2 separate regions of the Homo sapiens genome follow, and region 2 is linked to region 1. The links are chromatin loops, found by intact Hi-C in ENCODE. Cell type or tissue: psoas muscle. All regions are shown on one strand.

The links. Hi-C counts contacts between places; a loop is a spot of excess contacts. Peaks named below come from ENCODE experiments on the same cell type or tissue, not always from the same donor. Only the 100,000 strongest peaks of a DNase experiment are listed, where the experiment ranks them.
Region 2: a loop joins it to region 1, with 1.8 times the contacts of the local background. A loop is called at or near these places in 8 of 110 quality-filtered maps.

Annotation. Positions count from the first base shown.
Region 1 is chr1:30,979,053-30,987,052 of GRCh38, reverse strand. It overlaps PUM1 (pumilio RNA binding family member 1), which reads left to right. Exons shown (of 22, transcript NM_001020658.2): 8 at 5,648-5,741; 9 at 6,890-6,991. Among named protein-coding and RNA genes, the nearest start is that of SNORD103C, 15 kb to the right of the region's middle. RefSeq lists an enhancer at 922-1,422. In psoas muscle, CTCF peaks have their summits at 2,666 (motif pointing right) and 3,855 (motif pointing left); no DNase peak of the experiment used is centred here; H3K27ac peaks cover 5,544 bases.
Region 2 is chr1:31,030,799-31,038,798 of GRCh38, reverse strand. All of the region lies in intron 2 of PUM1 (pumilio RNA binding family member 1), which reads left to right. Among named protein-coding and RNA genes, the nearest start is that of PUM1, 31 kb to the left of the region's middle. RefSeq lists an enhancer at 4,238-4,739. In psoas muscle, no CTCF peak of the experiment used is centred here; no DNase peak of the experiment used is centred here; H3K27ac peaks cover 2,237 bases.

The DNA.
Region 1 (8,000 bases):
GGACACTGTTGTACTAAAACTCATCTGTTAAGCATGAATTTTAACAAAGATTCAATATTCTGAAAATGAAAGTTGAAGTATGGTATTCATTCCTGCACGACCACAGTCAGAGGGGAGTGGAAATCGGCATGTGTTAAAAGTGTGGCAGTGTGATTAAATGTCATTCTCGTGAGGCCAAGTGTGTATATACTTTTAATGTAGGTATTTAATATGCTCAACTTTCTCTTTAACTTACAAATGATTATTCTATCAAGTGTCATGTGTATAGTAACTGACAAAGAGTGACTAGTAATTGATCAGTTGAAGCTTAACTTCTATTGTTATTTGACTTCGTTCAAATTTTACTTATGGTGAAGTTTTTCTCAAAAAGTATTAATAATACTTAGTGAAGGGATGTGTTTTGTTCTTCCCTAGGACCTTAGAAATCATTTGTTTTGGAATCAGATTCTTCATCTGCCAAAGAAATGCACAGATGATGATGATGATGATTTTTTTTTTTTAGTTTAGCAGCATGGTTTAATTTGTATGCGCCTACGAAAAATCATTGTAATCATTAGTTGATCATTGCAGTAGTTCAAATAACCTGGTATAAACTGGGCTTTTATCTAGAAGCTTCAAGCAGTAACAAGATTTCACAAATTTCATATGCTGAGGAATGACTCCAAAATAAACCTTTTTCTTAAAATTTTAGAATCCCATCATTGATATAGTGCTTTTACTGTTTCGAAGGGATTTTCTCTGTGAACCCTGAAAACAACCCCACGAGGTAGGGCAGCTATTTTATTTTTACACATAAGAGGCCAAGCATGGTGGCTCATGCCTGTAATCCCAGCGCTTTGGGAGGCTGAGGCTGGCAGGACACCCAAGGTCAGGAGTTTGAGATCAGCCTGGCCAACATGGTGAAACCCCGTCTCTAGTAAAAATACAAAAATTAGCCAGGTGTGGTGGCGCAAGCCTGTAATCCCAGCTACTCCAGAGGCTGAGACAGGAGAATCGCTTGAACCCAGGAGGCGGAGGTTGCAGTGAGCCAAGATCGCACCACTGCACTCCAGCCCCGGGGACAGAGTCTCACTCTGTCTCCAAAAAAAAAAATCAGTGAAGTTTAGGGACTTGTTTGAAGGTCATCTAGTACAAGCTATGCAGATAGCTATTATTTTGGTTTCTAGCTTCAGGCTGTCTCTTTTGAACTTTGTATTAGAAACGCAGGGCCTTTTAATAGGTGGAGTTGTCTCACCTTCAAATTCAACTACATAGCTTTTTCTTAAAGTAGTATAATGCAGAAAGTACTCATCCGTAAAAACAAAAATGGTTTTCTTTCTTCCCTGTTATCTTTGTGACCCACTGATAGCAGCTGGTGGTCCTGGTGCGGTGAGATTTTGACTCTTTTTTTTTTTTTTTTTTTGAGATGGAGTTTCACTCTTGTTGCTTAGGCTGGAGTGCAATGGCCATCTCGGCTCACCTCAACTTCCGCCTCCTGGGTTCAAGCAATTCTTCTGCCTCAGCCTCCCGAGTAACTGGGATTACAGGCCTGCACCACCACTCCCGGCTAATTTTGTATTTTTATTAGAGATGGGGTTTCTCCATATTGGTCAGGCTGGTCTCGAACTCCTGACCTCAGGTGATCCGCCTGCCTCGGCCTCCCAGAATGCTAGCATTAAAGGCATGAGCCACTTTGCCTGGCTGATTTAGACTCTTAATACAGACTAGGAGGAGTCCTGCCCTCTGCTTTTGGTCTGCTTGGGCTGCCTGGCTCTGGGAAGGAACTGTAAAGGGTGACTCTCAGAAGGGCTGAGTCTGTTGGGGGTGCTCTCCCCATTCATCAGAAAGAACATCACACATAAAGGACTCTTATAAATCTTTACATGTGTTAATTTTAATCCCCACAGCAACCTGCCATGTTACATATTATCTTTATTGTCATATTAAAGAGGAGAAGAGAATGAGGCACAGAGAGATTAAGCGATTTGCCAGAGGTGACATAGCAAGTCACTGGTGAGCTGAGATAGAAACCAAGGCTGTCTGGCTCCAGAGTCAGTGCTCTTAACCCCTGTCTGCTATGTATATAGTCTCAAACTGGTAAAAAAGTCAGGGCTGGCAGTACATTTTATTGTGGCCGGTGGCCAGGGGGGAGTGGGGGCGGTAGTCTTTTGCATTTACTAACTCCTTATTTAGACATTACTCCTCCAGGTTTAGAAAAAAAAAGCCATAATTTTTTATGTCAGCAACTGCTATTGATAACAACAACAGTAATAATAGTAGTAGCTATCTTTTATAAGATGCCAACTACATGTCAGTCACTATATTGGGTGTTTTTGGCTGCCCGGATTCCTTTCTGGAATAAGAGCTCTGTAGACTGTTTTTAATATAGTAAGTGACAGAGAAAGGAGGCAAACCAGCTTGTCTACTTCTTAAACTATGCCTTCAGTATTTATTAGGAACCTCGATATGCTTGAAGTAGATGATACATTTTCCCCAGCATTCAGACTCTTGAACAACTTGTGAAATCTACCCAAGTGAATTATAATTAACTGCGTCACATTTATCATTATACTGACCTTTGAGCATTTCCCCCAACTCACAGTATTTTGTTTCTCAGTTATGGGATATTCGCTTGCTTTGTGAAAAACATGAAAATGTTAGCAGAGCTCAGTGCTTTGCCCAGCAGATGGCATTTGTGTGAGTTTTTCAGGATCCTTTGGAATCTGTCACTTGCCAATTACCCAATTTGTTTTGAATACTCTGTATTTCCAGTTAATATTGCACCATTTACATAAAGAGAATGTGCCAAAATTGCTGTAATCTGTTCTGTAATCAAATCTGTCTGCTGTAGATGTATAATTTACTTTTGTTAAGTTGTTTACTGCAAAATGGTCTCAAGAAAATCCTTTTCTATTCACCATAATTACTAAGATATTAATCAGCTCTCAAACATAGGCTATATGGGGTCTCTTGTAAGGCTTGTTTGCTTTTAGTTAAAAGTAATAGTTCCTGCTTTCAGAATGTTTTAATGTGGTGGTGAAAACCACAAGCTAATGTTATATGGAATGATTACTTTTGTGGTATTCCCACATGCCATGTATTTCCGTGTATATTTACAGATACAGTACACATACATAAAATGACTTACATGTAATATTAAAAAAATATATAGCCCAGGTGTGGTGGCTCACGCCTGTAATTCCAGTCCTTTGGGAGGCCAAAGTGGAAGGATCATTTGAGCCCAGGAGTTCCAGACCAGCCTGAGCAACGTAGACTTCATCTCTACAAAAAAGTTCAAAAAAAAAAAAAAAAAAATGCCAGGCGTGGTGACATGCGCAGCTACTTGGAGGCTGAGGCAGGAGGATTGCTTGAGCCCAGGAGTTTGAGGCTGTAGTGAGCCATGATCACGTCACTGCATTTAAGCCTGGGTGACAGACAGAGTAAGACTCCGACTCTTCAAACAAACAAAAATATATGAAGTGAGGTTAAGTCAGATGGAATGGCAGTGGACTACTGTTTTTGGTTAATAAATCGAGATACCCTTAAGAGTTGTGTTCTGAACATACTGTCTTTTTTTCCCCAGTTCCATGTCACAGCACCTGCCTAATAATAGGTGCTCGAAAAACATCTGTTGAATGAAATGAATTCTTTTGTTTGCAGTAGGGCAAAGAAGGGTAGAGAGAAGCAGCTAGCACAAGCTGATATGTTAAATGTTGCAAAAGGTTTTAGGCCAAGAAAATTCCAGAAACCCATTGAAGAGGCAATACATGTTTAGTGGAACTATGAGATGTTTTCACAACCTTGGAAATAATTTAAAAGTAACTTTCTACTGTTTTACTTATTTCCCACTCCTGGCTGCCCCTCTTGGGTGGACTGCCTCCTGTTGGAGGGAATACTGTGTGAGACACATCTTTAGTAAAACAGAAATGTGAAACCAACTTGCAGAAATCACAAGCACACTGTTACCAAATAGTCTTGACTGGCTCCCTTCCTGGAGGACAAATGTTTTGATAATGTCTGTCAGTAGATTCAGTTCCCCTATTTCTTTTTAAGACTTGATATTTAGTAATACTGTTTCTTTTTTGCCAGCATCGCAGTGAAGTTTTTCTTTAACTTTTGGGGAAAAACAAAACAAAACAAAACAAAAAAAACTAAAGTATTTTTGAAATCTGTGCATGGTTACTTTTGACATTCATACTCCAAAAGCAGAGACTAAGACTAAAGAGTTAACAGGTGAAATTGGCCAATATCTTCAAAGTATTCACTTTTTGTTTTCTTTTAATCTAAAATTAGCCTCATGTTTGAGGTGTAGAGGGTAGCCAAATCTCAGGATAAAATCTCTCCACCACCTAAGATAAGAGTAAGTCCAGTCATGACAATAATTAAGCTGAGTTGCTAGAATGACATTATCTCCTAATGTCTGAAACAATCAGGTCTCTTTATGAGGACATCTGTAATTCAAGATCCATGGTGTCTGTTAAACATCATCCAGCAATGTCAGCTGAGCTGTTGAAAAATCCTGTAGGAAGAGCAGGTAGGTTGAAGGTCCTATCCAGGGAGGTCACTTCAGTAAGTGCTTTCAGTCTGATTTTAGCAAACATTGAAGTCTTCAGTATGACTCCTTGGAAGGAGGCCCATTAAGGTGATCCACAAATTAGGTTACTGGCATCCCCTTTCTTTATACCAATACTATTCATACTAAAATGTAATCTCCATCAGGGCAGGATTATGTATTGTTTTATTGACTGTCATATCCCTAGTTCCTTGCACAGTGCCTAGCAGGTATCATTTGTTTCATAAATATTTGTTGAATTAATGAGTGAATGACTGGTTTTGTATTAACGTAGAATCGTAAGACATTCTTAGTGTTGTTAAGGCCTTTGAACTTTCTTTTCTTTAGAACTAAGAAGTGTGCTAGGTGTGAGCTCATAATCCAAGTTTTGTTAGTAGCTGCTGTGTTTCTGCTGTTTTATTTTTAACATATAAAGAATAGTATCCCAGAAGACTCTGGAGCTCCCGAAAGTTGGGCAGGTGTCTTAATTTACTCATTAGGATAAGCTACTAGTTGAGGAAGTTATTCAATACCATTTTCCCAGGAAGAGGCAGCTCAGAGGATGAAGTGAACACTTTTCATATTCTTCTCCAAAATGTGAGTAGGTGAGGATTAATTCAGTTATTTGTGGGGTCTTGAAAGCACTGAAAGGAGATTCAGCACTAGGGACAATGTGACAAATCAGTTGGTAGTACATTTGTCTAATTTTTAACTTTGCCTTGGATCAGGCAGGACCTGTAGACCTGATAATCTTTAGGGCTTTTGAATGCATATATATGAGATATATAGATAGATATATAGATATAGATATAGATATCTCATATGTGTGTGTGTGTGTGTGAGAGAGTGTGTATTTGTGGTTCAGGGGACATATAATCTGTGAAGCGGTCAGCTCATGGAACCAGGACACAGTAAATTGAAGTAAAGAAAGAGAGACAGGGAGAACAGAAGTATGAAACATTTTAATCCCATGGGAATGAAGTAGAGTGTGAGAACATTTATTGTTAAGGTGTCACGCCTAAACAAGTGCTTATTAAAATTTTTAGTCAGAGAGGTTTTTAAATGATTTTGTAAGACAGTTTCCCTAACCACACCGTGTTTTTCCTCTTGCCTCAGCTGTTCCAAAGACCTAATGCGCTTGCTGTCCAGCAGTTGACAGCTGCTCAGCAGCAGCAGTATGCACTGGCAGCTGCTCATCAGCCGCACATCGGTAAGTCCTTAAGCCCATAGCTCTTTCATGATAGGTGTGGCCGCCATTTTAGGATAACTGGTTGCTGTGAAACCCAGTAATTTAAACTGATTATAAAAGTTCAGACAAATCCCTCAGACAGAGTAAGTGGCCTCTTCCTTTTGTCCAGTTGTCTCCAGCCACATTAGTTTTGACATAGCTTGTAGACCCGCATCATAACATTTCTTCAGTGTTCAGCCATTGCCCTACCTCAGATGTTTCAGGATTTAAAGTATTTATCAGAGTAATGACTGGTGACTACCATTAGCTCTTTCGGTAAGATTTGGATGACATTGATTACATAAGTTGTGGTTCTATAGACTAATATATCAGCTTCTTATTTTGTGAACAAACAGTATAAATCCATTTTCCAGTAAGTATGCATTGAAAAAATTTAAAAGTATTCTCATATAATTACCGATTTTAAAGTAGCTTTGCCCTTTTCCTTTAGCAGTTGTTAAAGTTTTGAGCGATGTATTCATCGTACTGCCTAGACGTTTCTTCCCCCTGGACCTTCTTAAGGTCTCTTAGAGTGCATTAAGTATAAACAAGTAGAAGTAGAATTTTTTTTTTTAATGTGTCAAAATGGCATGATTGAGTAGAAAGGAGATAGCTAATCTTGGATGTGATAGGCTATAGAAGAATATACTTACTTCCAACCTAAATAAATAAAGGCCAGGCATAAAGTCCTTGGGTCTGATAATGTATAGTTGTAGATGGTAATCTTTATAAATACCCATACATTTTATTTCATGAAAACTGTTTGGAAAATTGTTTTAAATAGAAATAAATACTTCATCCCATTTTAATATTAGTCTTTAAAATTGTTCTATTGTAGGCTGTTACAATTTTAATAATCTTTTAGAAATGCTGAATTTATAACTATATACAGTTTTAAGTTAAATATTTCTTTAGCAAAGGTAAAATTTGACTATATAAACATTTCATTATAATCTTTAGTATAGCAGTTATCTTTTTAAAATTTCTCTTTACCCTCAACCTGTCCCGTCTTCTCTTTTTTCATTTTTTCCTTATCTACTGTCTGGAGTGAATAGCGAAACTGTGTAGGTATTTGATAGGGCTGCAGTTTTAGTCAAGTTTGTTTTTACTGACAGGTATGTTTTCAGCAGGTTTAGCTCCCGCTGCGTTTGTCCCCAATCCATACATCATCAGCGCTGCTCCCCCAGGGACGGACCCCTACACAGCTGGATTGGCTGCAGCAGCGACACTAGGTGAGACATTCTGCTGCATGAGGGATTTTCTCACCTGCTGAAAAGTCATTTGAGATGGGCGTGCATTCTTTATACTCTTTCCCAAATCCATGTCTCCAGTGGAGATTATCCAGATTTTCAATGCCATCTACCTGCCAGCTTAATATCTCTCCGTAGCTGTATCATAGGCCCCTCAGACTTGAAAATGTTCAAAGGCAAATTAATCACATACGCCTTGCATATGTGTTTTTGATCCATGGAGCCACCAGATACTCATTTATATTTTGGGAATTTCCCCCCTTGCCCAGATCTCCTACCACCTCTAGTCTATCATATAGTTCAGGTACTTTTACTGGTCTCTAATGTATTTATAATTTCCTTGCCTCTCTCACCTCCTCTTCCCCTCTAAATTGTTCAAGAAAATGATTTCAAACTTAGATCTTACCTCTTCATCTTTCTGCTTAAACCTTTTATTGATTTCCCTTTTTTCTACCCTAGTATGTCATACTACAGTTATTACCAAACATGGCTGATCATTACAACTTACTTGGAGTCGGGGTGGGGGTGGTGGTGTTTTGTTCCTTGGAATCAGTATTTTTAAGGAGCTTCCAGATAATTCTGTGGGTTAGCTAGGGTTGGGACCCACAGTATATAGGGCTCTATCACCATGCCTCATACATACAGGTCTCTACATATGTACCACCCAATTCCCTTCCTAGTTGACTGCCATTGGCTAACACCATACATTGTAGCAGTACAGATCTGATTTTAGTTTGCTGCAGATACTGCATTGGTTTAGGCCCCTGTCTTTGGTCACTGTGGTCTTCTGTAGTAAGCTCTTTTTCCCATTCTTTGCCTGTGAAGTGCCCTAGTTGGCTAATTACTGCACTGTTTTTATTTGCTTGTGGGATGTATACATGAGTTTTTTCCCCTCTTTTTTTTTTTCTCTTTCTTTCTCTCTCTCTCTTTTTTTTTTTTGGAGACAGGATCTCACTCTGTTGCCGAGGATGGGATGCAGTGGCGTGAATAC
Region 2 (8,000 bases), 52 kb before region 1:
AAATTCCTAGAAGTGGAATTACCAGATCAAAGGGCATGAATATTAATCAAACCCATATTACATATTGTCAGATGTCCAGAAAAGTCAAATAAAGCAAGGTAAAGTTGTGTGTATTTGTATGCGTGTTTTAAAGAAGGATAAGAATCATCTTAAAGAACCTAGCTCTAGCAGTACTATTTCACCACTTGTATGACTAAGGGCAGTTTCTCACATTACAAATATTTGTATGTAATGCCTGTCATGTTTTTGATACTGTGCTAGACGCTCAAGGGATTATTTTTAGGGAGATAAGACAAATCACCATAGCACTGTTAATAAGGTGCGGTTTGGTACTTGGCGGGTGTTACTTCAGATGTTAAGGAGAGTGTAGAAAGTAGTGTCTACCATGGTCTTTGAACAGTAGTCTACATTTCTGCAATGCCTAGTCCATCGCAAAGGGAGAGCAAATCAACTAGAGAAGTAATCGCAGGTTAAAGTTTTTCCCCCTTGTTTAAATAATTTCTACCCCCTCAGTTCATGGAGACTAACACTGTAGGCATGCCTGGTAGCTGATAGTTCTCCTCTGAACATATTTCTCTCTCTCTTTTTTTTTTTTAACCTTTAGCTTTAAAGATCATCTGCATTTTCTTCTGTAATAAAAGGTATCCACCCATTTGGCCATGTTTATTTATTCTTTAGCAGTTGAAGTATTAAATGATGCCAGGGTTTTTTTTTTTTTTTGAGATGGAGTCTCACTCTATTTCCGAGGCTGGAGTGCAGTGGCGAAATCTCGGCTCACTGCAACTTCCGCCTCCTGAGTTCACGCCATTCTCCTGCCTCAGCCTCCCAAGTAGCTGGGACTACAGGCCCCTGCCACCACGCCTGGCTAATTTTTTTGTATTTTTTAGTAGAGACGGGGTTTCACCGTGTTAGCCAGGATGGTCTGCTGACCTCCTGACTGTGTTAGCCAGATGATCTCCTGACCTCGTGATCTGCCCACCTTGGCCTCCCAAAGTGCTGGGATTACAGGTGTGAGCCACCACGCCCGGCCCTAAATGATGCCAATTTTTATTTTAAATCCTGAATAATCTTATATTCCTTCTTTCTTTTTTTGAGACTGAATCGTGCTTTGTCGCCCGGGCTGGAGTGCAGTGGTGCAATCTTGGCCGCTTCCTTGGTTCAAGCAGTTATCCTGCCTCAGCCTGCTGAGTAGCTGGGAATACAGGTGCCCGCCACCACGCCCAGCTAATTTTTTGTATTTTTAGTAGAGGCAGGGTTTCACCATGTTGGCCAGGCTGGTCTCAAACTCCTGACCTCAAGTGATCCGCCCGCCTTGGCCTCCCAAGTGCTGGGAGGCATGAGCCATTGTACCCAGCCTAAATTCATTATGTTTTAGATCTTTAACTTTCTCATGGGGAGGTAGATACCCAGACTTAATAAACCTTTTCACTGTCCACCTGCTAGTCTTGGAAAATAATTTTAATGAAGCGTCACCGATACTTGGACAGTTTCTGTCACGTCAGCAGAGAAATATCAACAGGAGTGATTGTAAAGTGGCTAGTCTTATGGTCCAAGTGTTACGATCTTTGATCCACTTTTCAATTTATTTCAAGATCTGATCTATATTATTTTCTAGCTCTTCTGGTTTATTGCTGAATAGTTGATGCCTGGTTTTTCCTTGTAGGATATTGTGGCTTCATAAAGAGTGAGAAATCTCACACTGAGTATTGTCTTTTAGTTTCTTCTGACCTTAACCCCTTGTTTAAGTCTTGTGTACAATACACTGGTTGGTATCTGTTCTCAGCACAAAAAACTATGTGAAGCCAGTGTTCAGGGAAGAAACCACAACCATGGTAATCAGCAGTATCTTTACCTTCTCTCATATGGTTATCTGACTCATCAATTACTCTTATCTTCATCTGAAATGGGACAGTCATACTCTTCTTCATTATAGCTATCAGACAACTGCCCTTGTGCTGAACCACCCACATTAATGTATTTTAGGCCTGGTCTTGATGTAAGTTCTTTGCCTCGTGTGGTTTTTCCTACCCTTCGTGTACTCTGAGTGTGGCTCCAAAGACCTAAACGTGTCCTCATGTATAGCCAGGAACTTCATAGCATTCTTCAAAACAGAACACTAAGCTGCTCCCCAGTGGAGAGCTCGAGGCCTCAGAGCACTCCGAATCCCTGCCTCCCCTGCTGTCCAATCCCATTTTTAGCCAAGTGCCTTGACTGGGGAGCAGGATGTTTGCCTGAACATATTTTTTGTAGAGATGAGAGTCTGCTGTGCTGCCCAGGCTGATCTTGAACTCCTGGCCTCGCCTCAAGTGATCCTCCTGCCTTGGCCTCGAAAGTACTGGCCATGTAGAGGTGTGAGCCACCCTGTATGGTCTGCTCTTGCCTTTGATGACAACAGGAACAAGTGGTAAAAGGCATAAAGAGCTGAATTTGGGCCGGGCATGGTGGCTCACACCTGTAATCCCAGCACTTTGGGAGGCCGAGGCAGGCGGATCATGAGGTCGGAGTTCAAGACCAGCCTGGCCAACATGGTGAAACCCCATCTCTACTAAAAAATACAAAAAATTAGCCAGGTGCAGTGGCACGCACTCGTAGTCCCAGCTACTCGGGAGGCTGAGGTAGGAGAATTGCTTGAACTCGGGAGGCAGGGGTTGCAGTGAGCCGAGATAGTGCCACTGCACTTCAGCCTGGGCAACAGAGTGAGACTAAAAAAAAAAAAACAAACTTGAGTTTGAATTCTATTTCGGATCTTTATCAGTTACATGATTTTGGACAAGTAATTTCTGTAAACCTTGGTTTCCTCGTATATAAAATGGAATAACGTCTGTTTCGCAGTGCCAGTGCCTGGTGTTTAGTGTTGTTGTTATTGACAGTTAATAAATGATATGAACATTCATTCATAACATCATGCAATAGGTTTTGCAGCCATTTATACCAAAAGAGGTTTTTTGGTTTTTTTCTCCTCCAGTAATTAGGAAAGAATGATTTATCTATATTTTGTTTAAGGGCTGTAATAACTTCTTGCTATTCTTTTCTTTTTTTTTTTATTTGAGATGGAGTTTCACTCTCGTTGCCCAGGCAGGAGTGCAGTGGCGCTATCTCGGTTCACTGCAACCTCTGCCTCCCAGGTTCAAGCAATTCTCCTGCCTCAGCCTCCTGAGTAGCTGGGATTACAGGTGCACGCCACCATGCCCGGCTAATTTTGTATTTTTAGTAGAGACGGTGTTTCTCCATGTTGGTCAGGCTGGTCTCGACCTCCTGACCTCAGGTGATCCGCCCGCCTCGGCCTCCGAAAGTGCTGGGATTATAGGTGTGAGCCACTGCGCCCCACCAACTTCTTGCTTTGCTTCCAAAATGGGAATAATATTATCTGTGTTTTCAGGGTAGTTATGACTTTTTTTTTTTTCTTTTGAGACAGACTTGTTTTGTCACCCAGGTTGGAGTGCAGTGGTGCAGTCTCGGCTCACTGCAACCTCCGCCTCTCGGGCTCAAGTGATTCTTGTGCCTCAGCCTCCCAAGTAGCTGGGATTACAGGCATGTGCCATCATGCCTGGCTGATTTTCATATTTTTAATAGAGACAGGATTTTTCTCATGTTGCCCAGGCTGGTCGCAGGCTCAAGGGACCCACTTACCTCAGCCTCCTGTGTAGTTATGACTATTAAAAGAGATGATAAAGTGTATAAAGTATTTATGGGATCAGGACCAGACACAAAGTAAGTCTTAGTAATAGTTGTTATTAATACAGATATATCGTGTGCAGAAGATGCTGTAGAACAGATTTACTAGGTTTTTTTCCCTTTGTTGATTAAATTCAAATTAGATTAATTCTTATATTCTCTTTCCTTTTCTCATTGCTCAAGTTTCTCCTCTTTGCCTGCCATTTTCTCACTGGTATTTCCTTTCCATAATGGTTCCTGGCATCAACGATTCTGATTATATTGTTCTGATCTCTTTTAGTGAAATGGAACCATCATGATCTAGGTTTCTGTATGCAAAAAATCCTTGAGAACAAAAGTAGGTGTGGAGATGAAGAGCCTATCTTTATGAGGAAATAATCTAGCAAAGGCAGTTAAAAGTATGGAAATCTACTCTAGTTAACAAAAATTCAGGGGATTTAGTGAAAGAACACTAAGGACTCTCTGAACCTCAGAGCAAGAAATATATATGTGGGCTTCCTGAATACTTGGAGGCTTTCTGTTTTTTTAAAGGGCACTGTAGTCCCTTGTCTCTGCTTCTTTCAGCACATTTCTTTTCTCTATGTTGACTGCTACCTTTTGCTTATACGTCAATTAGCCACCACACCTGGGTAATTTTTGTATTTTTGGTAGAGACGGGATTTCACCGTGTTGGCCATGCTGGTCTTGAACTGCTGACCTCGAGTGAAACTGTCCACCTCAGCCTCCCAAAGTTCTGTGATTGCAGGTGTGAGCCTGTACATTTGTTTTAATATGGAAATTTTCAGTGTGATTTAATGAACTCCCCAACTCAGTGATACTCTGTTGTAACTGAGTTTGGTTTCTCTAATCAGGCAACAGACAACTAGTCAAATCGGCTCCAGTAAAGGGACGTTCATTGTAAAGACACACTGAGCAGTTCAGGACAAGAATGCCAGTAAAGCAAGTACAAGAACTGAACCAGAATGCTAGCAAAACCTGTGTCGTTTTTAGTGATTTTATTCCAGAATGCATGGTTTAACATAATGTTTGCTTTATTCTGCTTTTTAAGATTCAATGTTCAATAATACCTGCTTGAAAAATGGATAAATTGTAATTATTCAAATAATTGAATTTCTATTTGGATCATTAACTTCTTACAATTCAGAATTCCTTTGTGCCCAAGTCTGTTTGAATTTATTTTCCATGGCTGGGTGCGGTGGCTAATACCTGTAATCCCAGCACTTTAGAAGGCGGGAGGATTGCTTGAGGTCAGGAATTCAAAACCAGCCTAGATGACATAGTGAAACCTTGTCTCTACAAAAAAATTAAAAACAATTAGCTGGGTGTGGTGGTGTGTGTCTCTAGTCCTGGCTACTCGAGAGGCTGAGGTGGGAGTTTGAGGCTGTAGTGAGCTGTGATTGCGCCACTGCATTCCAGCCTAGGTAACAGAGCCAGACCCTGTCTCAAAAAAATAAAATGGGCTGGGCGTGGTGGCTAACACCTGTAAGCCCAGCACTTTAGGAGGCCATGCTGGATGGATCACTTGGGCTTAGGGCTTCGAGACCTGCCTGGGCAACATGGTAAAACCTCGTCTTCTTCAAAAAATATGAAAATTAGCTGGATACTCGGGAGGCTGAGGCAGGAGAATGGCGTGAACCCGGGAAGCAGAGCTTGCAGTGAGCCGAGATTGCGCCACTGCAGTCCGCAGTCCGGCCTGGGCGACAGAGCGAGACTCCGTCTCAAAAAAAAAAAAAAAAAAAAAAAAAAAGAAAATTAGCTGGATGTGGTGGCACATACCTATAGTCTCAGCTGCTCAGGAGGCTGAGATGGGAGGATCACTTGAGCCTGGAAGGTGGAGGTTGCAGTGAGGTGAGATCGCACCACTGCACTCCAGCCTGGGCAACAGCCAGACTCCATCTCAAAAAAAAAAAGGAAAAATCAGTAAGGTCGTCTTCTAAACTTCCTTTATTTTTTGGCTCGATAACCAATATGGTCTCCTAATTCTCTTCCTAGCCCTGTATTTAGATTTCCACCTTTTATTTCTGCCAGCCTACACTGTAGTCAAGGAAAATAACGTTTTTTTTTTTCTTTTTTTGTATTTTTTTTTAGAGACAGGATTCAAGCGATTCTCCTGCCTCGGCCTCCCGAGTGGCTGAGACTACAGGCATGCGCCATCACGCCCAGCTAATTTTTGTATTTTTAGTAGAGACGGAGTTTTGCCATGTTGGCCAGGCTGGTCTTGAACTCCTGACCTCAGGTGATCTGCCCGCCTTAGCCTCCCAAAGTGCTAGGATTACAGGTGTGAGTCACCACGCCTGGCCCACTTTATTTTATTTTTGAAACAGGGTCTCCCTCTATGGCCCAGGCTGGAGTGTAGTGGTGTTACCTTGGCTCATTGCAGCCTCCATCTCCGAGGCTCAAGCAGTCCTCCTGCTTTAGCCTCATGAGTAGCTGGGACTACAGGCACATGCCAAAAGATTTGTAAAGTGATACTTTTAATTTTTCATTTTCCAAAATGTGGTAATGTAGTTCCAGGTTTATCTATTTGATTAAAAACCTTTTTTTTTTTTTTTAAAAAAAAGATCACGCCACTGCACTCCAGCCTGGGCAACAGAGCAGGAGTCTCAAAAAACAAAACAAAACATTAACCTGAGACTCAAATAGATTGCTAGAGAAAAGGGAAGTGTAGAAGGAACTTGAAAGGCTTATTCTACCTTGATGGGAGCATTTACTCTGATTATAATTGACAGCTAGCTTTTCTCCTTTATCATGGAAAATACTTCTCCCTTCTAAAATATTTCTTACAAATATTTCTTACAGTGCCTTCATTTTTTGATTTCTCTTGATTCTTGAGCATCTTTTTCTGAGTATTAGTTTTGTTTCCTAGGAAGAATTTTGTCTGGAGAGTCTGCCCTGTGGCAGTGACTGTACAAAATACAGCTCCCAGTATGAATAAATAAGTTCCCAAATAGTTAAAAACTTTTGTGAGAGAATGACTTGGTTTATCTCATGTAGTCAACGTGGGTGACTGGTTTAAAATGTAGTTTCTGCACTAGCAAAACTCTTAGAAGTTGAGCCTCCTTTCTCAACAATTGACTGTAAGAGGTAGGGCAGGAGGGTGGTATACAGGGATAGGGAAAGAGTGTGGTTCTTATATAAATGAGGCAGCGGGAGATACCCTGAAAGAGGGAGGTGGGGAGGGTGAGTAGAGAGAAAAAGAGAGGGAGAGAAGAAACCAGAGAGAGAGAGAGAGAGAGAGGGCCAGGGGAGGCAGGGAGCGAGAGTGCGCATATCCAAAAGAGTGTAAATAGATGGTGAAAGAGAATGGTGGCAGGAAGATAGTGTAGAAAGGAATGGAAAATGCTACAAGGGCAGGATGAGCAAGTTTTGAAGGTAGGGGAAGAGATAGTGAAAAGCAAAGGCAAGACCAAGAGAGCACATTCATCGAAGCCCACAGCAGAAACTGACAGCAGTTTTATGTAGTAAAATAATAGAATATTGGAGGTGGAAACTTCCTTTGACTGCCAGGGGGCAGCTTGGTGGTACAGAAAGGGCCTTGAACTTTAAATGGGAAGACTTGGATTAAGATCCTGGCAGTGCCATGTAAGTGCTCTGAGCCTTAGTTTCCTCCTATGCTTTTCCCTACCTAACAATGGTTGGAGAAGGCATTTCTTGGAGGATCAGTTTCCTAATCTCTAAAATGGGAATAATCACTGTGAGGTTGTTGTGATGGCTACATAAATATACACAGTGCATACTTTTTTTCTTACTCCTCCTACTTAGTTTCCTTGGGACATATAAATAGAATTTTTAATATTTCTGGTTGAAACTGTATTTGTAGGTTTTTGGATTTCCAAGAAATGTCTAGCTCTATTTAAATGTATAATTAGATTCCACAGAAAGAGCTAGATACAGAGCTTTGTGCATTTGATTTACATGCTTTGTCAATGTTAATGCTGGCCTAAAGGTTTATCATTTCATATAACGTGTAGAGTTCCTAGCTAACATCCTGTCTTCATCCTCCCTACCCTCCTTTATTTTTATTATATACAGTTTATGAGTCTATTTATTGTGCTCATCTAATAATCTAAACACCATGTAAAATGATCATAGCTCCTATTTCAGGGCCTTTTTAAAACACCACAGTATTATAAGCCTTGTCTGTCTCTTTGTGCTCATGTAACTAACTGAACTTTACTCTTACTTTGAGTTTTATAAATTTCAATTTTTAGTGAGCATTCCCAATCTTTTGTATCTTAGTGATACGGTGTGTCTCATTTGTAGCATAGTATTGGCTGTGCGTTTTTAAAATATGTGACTGAAAACAATAATGCAACTGTATCTTT